Linked DNA regions of Homo sapiens: region 1 is linked to region 2. The links are chromatin contacts, found by Hi-C in ENCODE. All regions are on one chromosome and are shown on one strand. The core of a region is the stretch at or near the end of the contact, and the rest is flanking DNA. Distances in the headings are between cores, read along the strand shown. Region 1 holds the start of TVP23B (trans-golgi network vesicle protein 23 homolog B). Region 2 holds the start of FAM83G (family with sequence similarity 83 member G).

What was found. Hi-C counts contacts between places; a loop is a spot of excess contacts on that map. Pooled maps may share reads with other maps.
Region 1: a loop to region 2 is called in a pooled map, with 17 times the contacts of the local background. The contact joins the promoter of TVP23B here to the promoter of FAM83G in region 2. A Hi-C loop is called at or near these places in 8 of 50 pooled maps.

The regions. Positions count from the first base shown.
Region 1 is chr17:18,778,303-18,785,093 of GRCh38, reverse strand. TVP23B (trans-golgi network vesicle protein 23 homolog B) reads right to left here and starts at 3,911. Exons shown (of 7, transcript NM_016078.6): 1 at 3,789-3,911. The coding sequence starts at 3,800. FBXW10 (F-box and WD repeat domain containing 10) reads right to left here. Exons shown (of 14, transcript NM_001267585.2): 14 at 5,745-6,619. The coding sequence ends at 5,796.
Region 2 is chr17:19,000,765-19,007,084 of GRCh38, reverse strand. FAM83G (family with sequence similarity 83 member G) reads left to right here and starts at 2,321. Exons shown (of 6, transcript NM_001039999.3): 1 at 2,321-2,376; 2 at 2,916-3,565. The coding sequence starts at 3,044. All of the region lies in intron 9 of SLC5A10 (solute carrier family 5 member 10), which reads right to left. RefSeq lists silencers at 335-629, 2,150-2,449.

The DNA of each region.
Region 1 (6,791 bases), core at 2,662-5,161, 220 kb after region 2:
TTAGGAAACTACTTTAATCACGAGGCCAAGAAGTAATGGCTTGGTCTAAGATGGATGCAGTGGAGGTGATGAAAAATAGATTCCAAGTACATTTTAAGGGAGAGCTGACAGGATTTGCTGATGGACTGACTGGGGAGGTGGAGGAAGGGTAAATAAAAGGAATCAAGGAAGATTCCAAAGTTTTTGTCCTGAACAACTAAAAAGATAAAGATGGCTAAGACAGACTCCTAGCATTCCAATAATTAGAGATCACAAAGATAAGAAGGAATAGGCTGTGGGGACTGAAAAAGAAGTACCAAGGAACATAAGGTGAGCCAGGAGGGGGTAGTGTCCTGGAAACCAAACAAAGTGCCTCCAGGAGGAGGATCCATCATCTGTGTCAAATGCTGCTCATAAGTAAGATGAAAACCAAAGAGAGACCACTGTATTTTTTTTCTTTTTTTTGAGACGGAGTCTCGCTCTGTCGCCAGGCTGGAGTGCAATGGCGTGATCTTGGCTCACTGCAACCTCCACCTCCCGGGTTCAAGCGACTCCCCTGCGTCAGCCTCAGCCTCCCGAGTAGCTGAGACCACAGGCACATGCCACCACCCCCAGGTAATTTTTGTATTTTTAGTAGAGACGGGGTTTCACCATGTTGGCCAGGATGGTCTCCATCTCTTGACCTCATGATCCACCCATCCTGGCCTCCCAAAGTGCTGGGATTACAGCCATGAGCCCTGCACCCAGCCATGACCACTGTATTTTTAACAGGTCATCAGGGAACTCAGTAAGAGCAGTTCCAGTATGGTTGGGAGAGGGGAAGAGAGACTGACTAGAATGAATACAAGAGAGACTGGAAGAATTAAAAGACAAGCATATATGATACAAGTCTTTAAAGGAAAAAGAATGGAGTGACCAGTGAAAGAGCATGTGGTGTCAAGTTTGTTTTGTTTGTTTGTTTGTTTGTTTTGAGACGGAGTCTGGCTCTGTCGCCCAGGCTGGAGTGCAGTGGCGCGATCTCGGCTCACTGCAAGCTCCGCCTCCCAGGTTTATGCCATTCTCCTGCCTCAGCTTCCCGAGTAGCTGGGACTACAGGTGCCCGCCACCACCCCCGGCTAATTTGTTGTTTTTTAGTACAGACGGGGTTTCACCGTGTTAGCCAGGATGGTCTCGATCTCCTGACCTCGTGATCCACCCGCTTCGGCCTCCCAAAGTGCTGGGATTACAGGCGTGAGCCACCGCGCCCGGCCAAGTTTTCATTTTTTAAGGTAAGAGAAATTAAAGCACGTTTATATGTTGATGTGAGCAAACGTTTAAAAGGATTAAAAAACTGATGATACAAGAAAGAGAATTACTAGAACAATGCCTTCCAGTAGGCAAGAGGAGATGGAAACCAGGACACAGTAGACAGGAAGACCTAAGAATGGAGCACTAACAGTCCAATTATCATAAAAGAATATGAGACCCTGAGTAAACATGCAACTAGGCAGCTAGTGTGAAAATTGTCTTCCGACGGCTTCCATTTTCAGTGAAACAAGAAGCAACGTTACCAGCTGAGAGAGGATAAGAGAAGAAACGTTGAAGATTTGAGTTTTAATAGTTGCCTAAGGCGAGAGGGTGAAGGGGCTATGGAAATGTAGAATGACCGCCTGGCAGCACTAAGGGCTCGACTGAGGTTCACGTCACAAATTTATCAAGTGGGAACCGTCGGCCGGGCCTGGCGGCTCACGCCTGTAATCCTAGCACTTTGGAAGGCTGAGGCGGGTGGATCACCTGAGGTCAGGAGCTCAAGACCAGCCTGGTTAATATGGTGAAACCCCATCTCTACTAAAAATACAAAAATTAGCCGGGCGTGGTGGCAGGCGCCTGTAATCCCAGCTACTCTGGAGGGTGAGGCAGAAGAATCGCTTGAAGCCGGGAGGCAGAGGTTGCAGTGAGCCGAGATCACACCATTGTACTCCAGCCTGGGCAACAAGAGTGAAACTCCGTCTCATAAATGAATGAATGAATCAATCAATCAATCAATAAATAAATAAATAGTGGGAACAGTCAACATTGTTGTGTTTCTCCAGCCTCATCCGGCCTGGGCGCAGGTTCAAATGTCAGAAGCATGTGAACCTGAACAACTCCATCTTCAATAGGAGCTGGGTAAAATGAGGCTGAAACCTACTGGGCTGCATTCCCAGACAGGGCATTCTAAATCACAGGATGAGATGTGAGGTCGGCACAAAATACAGGTCATAAAGACCTTGCTGAAAAAACAGGTTGCAATAAAGGAGCCAGCCAAAACCCACCAAGACCAAGATGGCCACGAGAGTGACCACTGGTCGTCCTCACTACTAGACTCCCATCAGCGCCATGCCAGTTTACAAATGCCATGGCAACATCAGGAAGTTACTCTCTATGATCTAAAAGGGGAGGAATGAATAATCCACCCCTTGTTAACCATACCACTAAGAAATACCCATAAAAATGGGCCACCAGCAGCCCTCCAGGTTGCTCTATGGAGTAGCCACTCCTTTACTTTCTTAATAAACTTGCTTTCACTTTGCACTGTGGACTCACCCTGAATTCCTTCTTGCCTGATCCAAGACTTTTTTTGTTTTGTTTGAGACGGAGTCTCCCTCTGTAGCCAGGCTGGATGGAGTGCAGTGGCCCGCGGCTCACTGCAACCTCAGCCTCCCCAGTTCAAGCGATTCTCCTGCCTCAGCCTCCCGAGTAGCTGGGACTACAGGCGTGCACCATCACGCCCAACTAATTTTTGTATTTTTAGTAGAGACAGGGTTTCACCAAGTTGGCCAGGATGGTCTCGATCTCTTGACCTCATGATCCACCCACCTCGTCCTCCCAAAGTGCTGGGATTACAGGCCTGAGTCACCACGCCCGGCCAAGGACCCTCTTTTCGGGTCTGGATCGGGACACCTTTCCTGTAATACAGCTGAATTTAACCATTATTAGATTTTCTCCACTCAAGGCATCTCCTCATAAGCAGTCTTTCCTGACCATAAATCTTAGTTGTCCTATCCTCAGACACTTGTTATTTCATCACCCTGCCTTTGCAATTATCTGAAAATATCTTTGGTTATACAATTTATCGTGTCTCCCCACCCAACCCCCATCTCCTAGAACCCACTTCCCTAACCCAAAAATACGGGGCAAGAAACCTGTCTGTACTGGTCACAACCCTATCCCTGGGCCTACAACCGTGTCTGAGTCATAGTAATCCCTCAACAAATTTTGTGTGAACCGAAAGAAAAAAACACTTAAGACAATCTAAGTGACCATAAACAGTAGTTTTTTCTAAAAATATTATTAATCTTACGAGTCTCTGGTTGCCAACATGTGGACTACAATTAACTCTAAGAGCACAAAGGAGAGAATCACCAACAACATTAGTTTGGAAACAGCAATTTGAAAGCGAGGCTCTGGCGGTGTCGCCGATTCCTACAAAATAGCATCGCACCCCTGGGTGTCAGGAAGCTAAGAGGCCCGCAGGCCGCTCCTCCTCAACTCCACCCCGGCAATAAGGGTTGAGGAAAGAGAGACCCCCACTCGCGCTGGTTAACAATGGGCGTCCCCACAGCCGCAAGAAGTACTTGCTCTGCGCCGCACGGGTCACGCCGCCCCCAGCGGCCTCAGAACCCCCAGCAGCCCTCCTCAGACAACTACCCACAGCCCTCCACTCCCGGCCGCCCCGCTCCTCCTCGAGTTCGAGTAGCGGGCGCGGGGGACGCGGGCTCCAGTCCCACGGAACCTGCAGAGCCAGTCCCAGGAGCCGCCACCCTCCCAGCGAGCCCTCAGCCCCTCACCTGCTGCAACATGGCGGCCCTACGCCAGCCCTACTTCCGGGAGCCACGTCAGCGCAGCAGCGTACGGGTCCGGGTCGGAACTGAGGCGACCCGTCACCAAGGGCCAGCAGGGACCACTGTAAGAGCCTCAGTCCGGCCTCACTTCCGCTTTGAGGGAGCAAATCCAGGGGCGGGGCGAGCGGGGGCGGGGCGAGCGGCCCGGACACGGCGGAGGCGGAGCCTGGAGCAGGAGCGAAAGGGAAAGGTATTGGGGCCACAGTGGGCTCTAAGTGGAAAGCTTCATGGTCTGTTTTACGGAAGTATTTGCTGTCCACCCAATGCAAATTCTAAAGTCGTTCCCCCAGTGTCGCTGCCCCGAATGCAGGGGGGCGGGGTTTTATTGTATAATATAATTTTCTTTAAATATTTTACAAAGACTTACTCCTGTACAGTATTACTTTTGTACTTTAAATTGTAGAAGCAACTTTTTAAAATATGTTCTTGCAGAGAAGTAAAACGTTAAGAAAAACAAGGCAGGAGGACTCTAGAGTAACTAATGGACGGTATTATTATGGGAGGTATAAACTTAGACGCCAGGAGTTGAGACCTTGCGCCCTGGAGCTTAGGCGCCTGGGAACTCTATTGCCAATCATATCACCAACCTTTATGTACTTCTTTCATCAGTTGTAAAGTGGGGGTGATAATGGTTTCCTTACAGTGTAAGTATCTAGTAAATGGGAGACGTTATACTTACTACAGTTTTAAGTCCAGCCGCTCATGCTGTGATCTTGCCTGAACAAAGGATGTGAAATTAAGGGGCGTTAAGTCATCTTTGAAGCGGTGATGATGACAATATCCTATCTGTCTGGCCGAGTCAGACTGCTGTTGGCATAGTGGTATTTGCACGTGTCCTTAATTGAAGGGATTCTATTAAAATCACAAATTTTACGTGGCTGATTGCCAGTGCCATTTAAAACCTGATATTCTAATAATGAAAGGGGGAAAACACACACACGCGTTTCTAAAGGCAAGACATTTCGGCAGCACAATTGCATTCGTGCCCTTGGAGATGAAAAGCTAACAAATTTGGGGCCTGTACGTCCAGCCTGCCCATGGCAGGTTTTCAGTGGTCCACTCAGTGCTGTGGAGTTTTGTGTTGTTTTTCGTAGTTTTTGGTTTTTTAAGACATTGTGTTTGAATTCATTATCGTCTTTTAATTTTTAATAGCTAATTTTTAAAGCTAATTTTGTATTTTTAGTAGAAACGAGGTTTCACCACGATGGTCAGGCTGGTATCAAACTCCTGATCTCAGGTGAGCCACCCGCCTCAGTCTCCCAAAGTGCTGGGACTACAGGCGTGAGCCACCGCACCTGGTCAAGGCTTGAACTTTCTAATGGGCCATAGCTCTTGTAGTGGGCTGCACTCTTCTAAATTACCTGGTCCCTGCACCATAGTCCAAAGGTTTAAGCAGAAACCTCAATGCACTTGATGTTACTGGCCCTCTTTGTACAGAGGATAAATATGCTAATTCTCTTCCTTAGGAGTTAGCCCTGAGAAGGAAAAGCTCAATGTTGTCAAATGCAACAGGTCCACCCCACTGAGGGCTTCCCCTTTTAAATTCTTAATGGGTTTTATCAGGCTTCTGTGCAAAAATACCAGAAAACACCAATGCATGACCCTGATATAATCCCATAACTTCATTTGCCAGAAGAACTAATAGCACTAAATTGGTAGTGATGAATGGTATCTAATTTCCAGTGATCATCTCCCCATCCCCCATCAACGAAACTGGGCTTTCCTAATGCTCACTAAATTGTTTTCAGTGGGACTACAGATGCTAATCTCGCCCAACCTCCTTCTGTTTTCTTATTTTGATGATATCAAATATTTGGCTCAGAGGAAGATAACTGGGAGTTCCCACATTAATTACCAGGAAGAAACAGTCAAAAAAAAAAAAAAAAAGGCCAAATAGCAACATCCGCTTGGCTTTCTGTTTATTGTAAAACATTGTAATTTCCCAAGGCTGGTTTAGATAAATACATTTTGTCCAAGTTCAGGGGCCGCTGTTTTCCCTTGCTTCGTGAAATTATCAATAGGCAGGCCTTTGATCTTCCTGATCCATGCAGCTTTGCTGACTTTTCCTGGATCAACCACTCCAGTGGACTCCCTGGCCTGATATTCCTTCATCTTGGCTTCCTGGTGCTCCTTCTCCTCCTTCACGGTCAACAGCACGAACTCAGTGTTCACTCTAAAAGGATCAAGGGCTGTATAGATGCGAGGCCGTTCTTTCTTAAGAGACAGGGTGGCTGTGCCCACTTGTGGAGCTAGCATGCGGTTTGGTTTAATGACCTGCATACTGGTCAGGGGACCCGTACTGCACACAGCCCTTTCAATTGAACTGGTCACTTGGTCTCCACCCTTTAAGCTGCCAGAGAACCTGGAGCGGATAATCATGGGCTGGGGTATGGTGGACTGGACTCTAGGACTGTGCAAAGAGATCTTCAAGTTGGGCTGCAGTTTCTGGATTTCAAGGGGAATACTGGTTCGTTTCACATCTATAGGAGGATTGCTCAATCTCAACCGATCAACTGCACGTTGGATTGATTTTCCTTTGAAATTCAAGACCTTCCTTGGGTATGAAATTGAAGGTCCCCAGACATCAGTAATTTCTGTTTGGGGCCTACAGGGATAGGCAAATTCCCCGGAATTATGGGCGTGCTGCAGGGCGCTAACAGTCAGGAGGAATTGGTCAGGTGACATAGGGATTTTCCAAGACTTTTTCTTTGGGTGACTGGGCAGTTTTCCAGGAGTTTCCAATTGTCCTTGTTTTTGTGCTTTCTCCACATCATCTGCTTTTTCAAAAAAAAGAAAATTTTAAAAAATCGGCGTTCTATGAAAAATATTAAGTACGTATGCATTAAGTACTTGGGCATTCAAACTTCGAAGCACATTGAGGTCTTTGTTGCCCAACAGGTATGCCATCATACAGGCAGGCACCCTGAGTGGTATTAGAAATGCTGATAC
Region 2 (6,320 bases), core at 1,072-3,571:
TGAACATGCAACTACCAGGACCCAGGAATAACACTCTTGGGCACTTATGCCAGAGAAATGAAACCTGATGTTTATATACATATGTGTATGAATGCTCATAACAAGGTTATTTGTAATAATCAAAAGCTGGAAACCCCACATATCCTTCAATCACTGAAATGGTTAAGCAAACTGTGGTATATCCATACCATGGAATACTAGTCAGCAATGAAAAGCACAAACCATTGATCCATGAAACAACCTGGATGACTTGCTGGAGAATTATGCTAAGTGGGAAAAAAGGCCAATCCCAAAAGTTTATATACTATATCTTCCATTTATATAGCATTCTTGAAACAGCAAAATTGTTGAATTGTAGAATAGATTAGTGGTTGCCAGAAGTTAGGAATGGTGGTCGGGGGAGGTGTGGGGATGGCTACAGAGAAGGAGATCTTTGTAGTGACAGAACAGTTCTGTATCTTGACTGTAATGGTGGTTACACAAATCTATACACATAATAAGGTTGTATAACACACATAAATGAGTGCATGTAAAACTGGTGAAATCTGGCCAGTGCAGTGGCTCACGCCTATAATCCCAGAACTTCGGGAGGCCAAGGTGGGAGAATCACTTGAGGCCAGGAGTTTGAGACCAGTCTGAGCAACATAGTGAGGCCTTGTCTCTACAAAAAAAAAAAAAAAAGAAAAAAGAAAAAAGAAAAAAAATTAGCTGGGCATGGTGTCTCTGGTCCCAGCTACTCAGGAGGCTGAGGCTTGAGCCCAGGAGTTCAAGGCTGCATTGAGCAATGATTGTACATACCACTGCACTCCAGCCTAGGTGACAGAGCAAGACCCTGTCCCAAAACAAACAAAAAACTGGTGAAATCTAAATAAGCTTTGTGGATTGCACCAGTGTCAATTTTCTGGCTGTGATATTATTGTATTATAGTTATGCAAAACGTCGCTACTGGGGAAAACTGGGTGCATACAACCTTCCTGCTCATCAACTGCAGAAGTGTTGGGGTGGTGGAGGTGGGAGTGAGGCCTTGGACTCCCTTCCTGAACTCTCCAGCCTCTGTGCATTGGTAAGAACACAGGGAGAAGCTGAGGCGGCTCAGAGAAGGTCTTACAGGGGATCCACAGTAGCAGAGGGGCTATAAATGGGTCTTCAGGACCCTCAAGGCAGGGCTCCCCCGCTGGGATCACCTCCCCTCTCTGGCCCTGGGGCAGGAGGAGGATGCAAATATGTGTGCCTGTTCCCCAGGGGCCACTATGTTCAGTAGCATAAAGCCCTTGGGGGGCTATATGGCAGAGTGTAGGACTTCATGCTTGAGGGGTCAGTGATGGGGACCACAAGGATGCTGGGCCTAGGAGGCTAGTCATTGCCCAGGGCAGTGGACTCAGAGGCAAGGAGTCCTGATGGGCCATGAATGGTGGAGAAGGCCTTGGAGGGGGGGGGTTTGAGGGCACAAGGCCTAGAGATGTCACCAGCCTACGGAAGCAGCATCCTTACGGGACCCAAACCAGCCCCATCCAGATCCAGAGCAAGTATGGGGGATGGGAGGAAGGGCTGGGCCTGGTGCCGGGCAGACTGGCTGCGGCACGCGATGGGGTGGGGGCTGTTTGTTGGGCCAGATTTAATGGGCTTTGCTGTCCCACCCTCAAAGCCTGCCTTCAGATGTGGTCTCCACGCTCCCCATAACCAGGGTCCCAACCCCAGGGGACGCTCAGCAGAGAGCTGGGCCTGACCCCAGCCCACAGCGGCCCTCTTGGCCCCTCCCTGCCCTAGGGTTCAGGTCGGGTGCTGCCCGCCACGCAGAAGCAGTCCGGGGACCCCTCCCAGAGGGGATCAGGGCTTAGGACTGAGAACTGGGTATCTGCTCAGGAAAGCCCTGAGTTTGGGTCAGTCAGTGCCCTATCCCTGCCTGGGGGCTCCCAGCCCAGTACCCTAGACCTGTTTCCACAACTGGACAGCTGGGTATCTATACAGCCGCACGGACTTCCCGCCACGCCGGCGAAACTGGGCACAGCCAGGGTTGATCCAGGATCACCAACAGACCCTGGGGGCACAGGGGGGTGCCAAGGCTGTTGACCCGCTGTGTGACCTCAGGGAGAACACTGTCCCTCTCTGGGATGGGTGTTCCAGGAGCTCTTGGGCTTAGGCCTCTGATATTTTCGGAATTCGGGCACCAGGGGACCGTGGGCAGTGCGTCCGCCCCAGGTCTGTCTGTCTGTCGAGGGGTGAATCAGCTTCCGGCCCCGCCCCGGGCGGCACGTGACCGCAGGTGGCGGCGGCGGGGTAAGCGGGGCGGCCCTGAGTCACCGGCGCGCCCCCGCCCAGCCTCGCGCCGCCGCCGCAGCCGCCGCGTGTGCGCCCCGCTCCGCCAGCGCCCGCTCGGTAAGCAAGTCCCGGCCGCGCCCCCCGGATCCCGGGTCTCGCGGGGCGTCGCCGCCCCGCAACCGCGTTTCTGGGTCTCCTGGACCCCTCCCAGAGCCCCAGCCTCCTCCGGGCAGGCCTCCTGGGTTGCCGGCACCCGGAAATTTTAAGACCCCTCCCTTACCCGGAAGCCCTCGGTTTGCGGGGCGCCTCTGTGCCGGGGCCGCCTCCCACTCTAAGAAGCTACTGGGAAGTTCCCCGGCTGCCCTAGTTTCCCTCAGAAGTTGCGAGGACTTCAGGCAGCTCCGGAAATCTGGGATATGGGTTCCCTGCACGTAGAGGCACGCTGAGCCCTGGGACGTGGCCCACCGCTCCCTCACCGCTGTTCCGATCCCTTACTTTCTTCCCATCCCAGTCCAGTGCCCCCACCTCATCTTCCCAGCCCCAGCCCCAGCCCCGTCCTTCCCACGCCCACCTGAGTTCCCGGCCCCGCCCCCGCCGCCCCTCCCCGCGCGGCCCGCCCTCCCCGCCGAGCCGGGCTCATCAGGTCTTTCCCGCAGATTGCTCATGGGCAGAGAAGCAGAGGCCGCGGAGAGGCCCCCGAGCGCGCGGTGCCCCAGCTGGGCCGGAGCTAGGAGCTGGACCTTGCCCACCCACCCCCGGCAGCAGTGCCCGGGCAGGCGGCGCCATGGCCTTCTCTCAGGTGCAGTGTCTGGACGACAACCATGTGAACTGGCGCTCCAGCGAGTCCAAGCCTGAGTTCTTCTACAGCGAGGAGCAGCGGCTGGCGCTGGAGGCCCTGGTGGCCCGCGGCCGGGACGCCTTCTACGAGGTGCTCAAGCGGGAGAACATCCGAGACTTCCTCTCGGAGCTGGAGCTCAAGCGCATCCTGGAGACCATCGAGGTGTACGACCCGGGCTCTGAGGACCCTCGGGGCACGGGCCCCTCTCAGGGGCCCGAGGACAATGGGGTCGGCGACGGCGAGGAAGCCAGCGGGGCGGATGGGGTCCCCATCGAGGCCGAGCCGCTGCCCTCCCTGGAGTACTGGCCCCAGAAGTCGGACCGCTCCATCCCGCAGCTGGACCTGGGCTGGCCCGACACCATCGCCTACCGCGGCGTGACCCGGGCTAGCGTCTACATGCAGCCCCCCATAGACGGGCAGGCCCACATCAAAGAGGTGGTGCGGAAGATGATCAGCCAGGCACAGAAGGTGAGGCAGCGCGGGGACTCCTGGAGCCATGGCCCAACCAGCCACCGGACCCCTCTCAATACAGGCTCACTCAGAGCCCAAAACGGGAGCCCAACATGGGCTTCTAGGGATCTCTGCTGTTTTCCCTGGCTGCCTCTTGGGTGGAGGTTTCCTCCCCACCTTCGTGGGGATCCGCAGTTTCTTTGCAGGGTAGGGTTCCCAGGTCCTAGCAGGTGACAGTGGGCTGCCCCGTCTCAAAGGGCCTCTTTATTGTTGGAGGGTGTTTCTGGTTCCCCAGAAGAAGGCACCGAGATAGGGTGGAGTGGGGAGGGGAGGAACCCCAGGGCTTCCTCTCACTCTCCCTTAGAGTGGCTCTGATTCACTGTAAAGGCGCGCACACACCATGAGCTCTCTGGTGGGGAGAGCTTTTGTTGTGGGGTGAGGGAATAGGCATGGTCCAAGTCCATCTGAGACTGGCCTGGAGGTCCTTGTTCAACACTGCCTGTTTCCTAGCTGTGCTGAGCAACTGGGAGCAGATTGCACACCCTCTCTGAGCCTCTTTGTGAGCTTTGCAATGGTGGAAACTTTCCAGGCCAGGATGCTTGGGTGAGGGAGGTGTGGTCCTCATCTGTGGAAGTGGAGTGAGTCCACCTGAGCATTGTCCACCTGAATTTTGCCACCGGAAGGGACCTCAAGCCTTCTCTGGCCCTCCCCTTCTCCACCCCTGTTGGGCTATGCAGTGCCCTAGCTGTGGGGGGCCATTCTTGGCTGACACACCGTCACACATTCTGAGAAGGGGTGCTTGCCATTTGCAGAGACAGCTAGGCCACTGCTGGACAGTTGTGACCATGAGCAGGTGCTAATGCCTGCTGCACGTAAGTACCTTCTCATCGTTTCCAAGCACATCTTAATTTGATAGATAAAGCTTACCTAGTGAGCTGTGTTGAGAAGGATTCTGAAGCCAGGTCTGGGCCTCAGGTTGTGGGATGAGGTGTTCCTAGCTGGGTCTAATCCCTTTATACTTCCAGTCCCAGAGCAGGGCAGCCAATTGCAGAAGACCAGAATGCTGGCTTCGGGGACCATCCTGGCTAACTGACAGGGCCTTGGGGAAGTTCGTGGGCAGAGAAACCAGACGTGGGTCAAGAACTGGTGAGGTGGCCCCTGGCCCTGGCCCCAGTTTCCAGGAAGGTGGAGTCCCTGCCCAACAAGGGGACCAGTTGGGTCAGCTAGCTGGGTGGGGGCGCCTGGCCCCTGGCCTGGCTGCTCTCAATTCACTGACTGACCCTGGGCAGCTTTGAGGCTTCGGGTTTCTGATCTATAAGATGGAGGTGGTGTGGATAAAAGCTGCATCTTTGGCTATTGTGAAGATGGAATATCGGGTGACAAAAGTAAGGAAGGAGTTAGAGGAAGAGGAGGAGGAGGGGGAGGAGGAAGGGACCTTCATAGTTTGCAGACTGAGAGACCCGCCCCACACCTGCTGTGGTGTGGAGGAAGTGCTGCTGATGTCTGTGCCTGATGGGGATGACTGGCTGGAGGCTAGAGAACCCAGTCCCCACAGAGAGCCTGCTGGGATCCCATTACCCAGCCTCCACTTCCATCTTGAAAATAGGGAAACTGAGGCCATGGGTAGGGGGACCTGCTGTGCCAAGGTTCCCACTCCTCTGTGCCTCCCCTCCTTGTCAGCGACAGGAAGGAGGCAGATGGGAACAGCCAGAGGGTCTGCAGACAGACAGATCCCCCGCCCAGCGATGGGCCAGATAGGGGCTCCCAGGGCCAGGACTTCACCTGCTGACCCCAGGTTCCTCCCTGAGTCTCTGGCTACAGCTGTGACCCAGCCACTCCGTACAGTCCCATGAGCCACCTGGAGCTTCCTTTGCTTCCCACAAAAGTCCCACAAGGTTATTAGTGTCACCTAAGGTGACATTGCCTTCCTTTGCTTCCCACAAGGTGATTGCTGTCACCTGTCTAAGGTGACATAGCCAGGAAGAAGCTGGTCTCCAGTTTGGGTGCCAGTCTGTCTACATGGCCCCATAGTGAGTGATGTCCTCCAGCCTCGGACAGGTGGGCCCTGCTTTCTGCTTTTCCAGCCCTCAGGATGGGGCACTCACTGCTGAAACTGCTCCCTACTCTCAGACCTCAGGGAGTCCTCAAGGGTCCCACAGTGGGGGCCTCAGAGGCAGTAGAGACTAAGCTCCTCATCTGACAGACAAGGATACTGAGGCACAGAGAAGGACAGGGATTTGTTCATGACTCCACAGCATTGTGGTGAGCCAAGCCCCTGCTTTCTGCCCTGGGCACTTCCTTCCCTGCCACATCTGTCCTGGGACCTGTGGCCCAGGCTTGTGTGGCATGTGTGGGCAGGGATAATAACAATAGCAAGTGTTGACTGAGTGCGAGGCGCTTTATAATCTCAGCTAGTGTTATCTGTCTCATTTTTCAGATGTAGAAACTGGTTAGTCGCTGCCCAAGGTCACCTAGCTAGTTCTCGGGTAGAGGGGTGGGGACCAGGCCTGTGTTTCCCTCAAACTCTAGGCTATCCCTTGTGCCCTGGCCCTGGCAGGACAGAGTGACAGGCAGGGGCTGGGAGGGGCAGCTCATCCAGGCCACTGCAGTCCTCCAGCTGTCCTGCCCCAGCTGCTTCCCAGGCTCACAGGGGCAGGGCCCGGACACTGACGGATGCTGACGGGGCGCTTTGTCTGCCTGCTTCCTGGGAGCGCTCCCTGCCTTATCTCTCCCCATGAATCACCTCTCGTGCCCATGCTTCCACCTCCCCTTC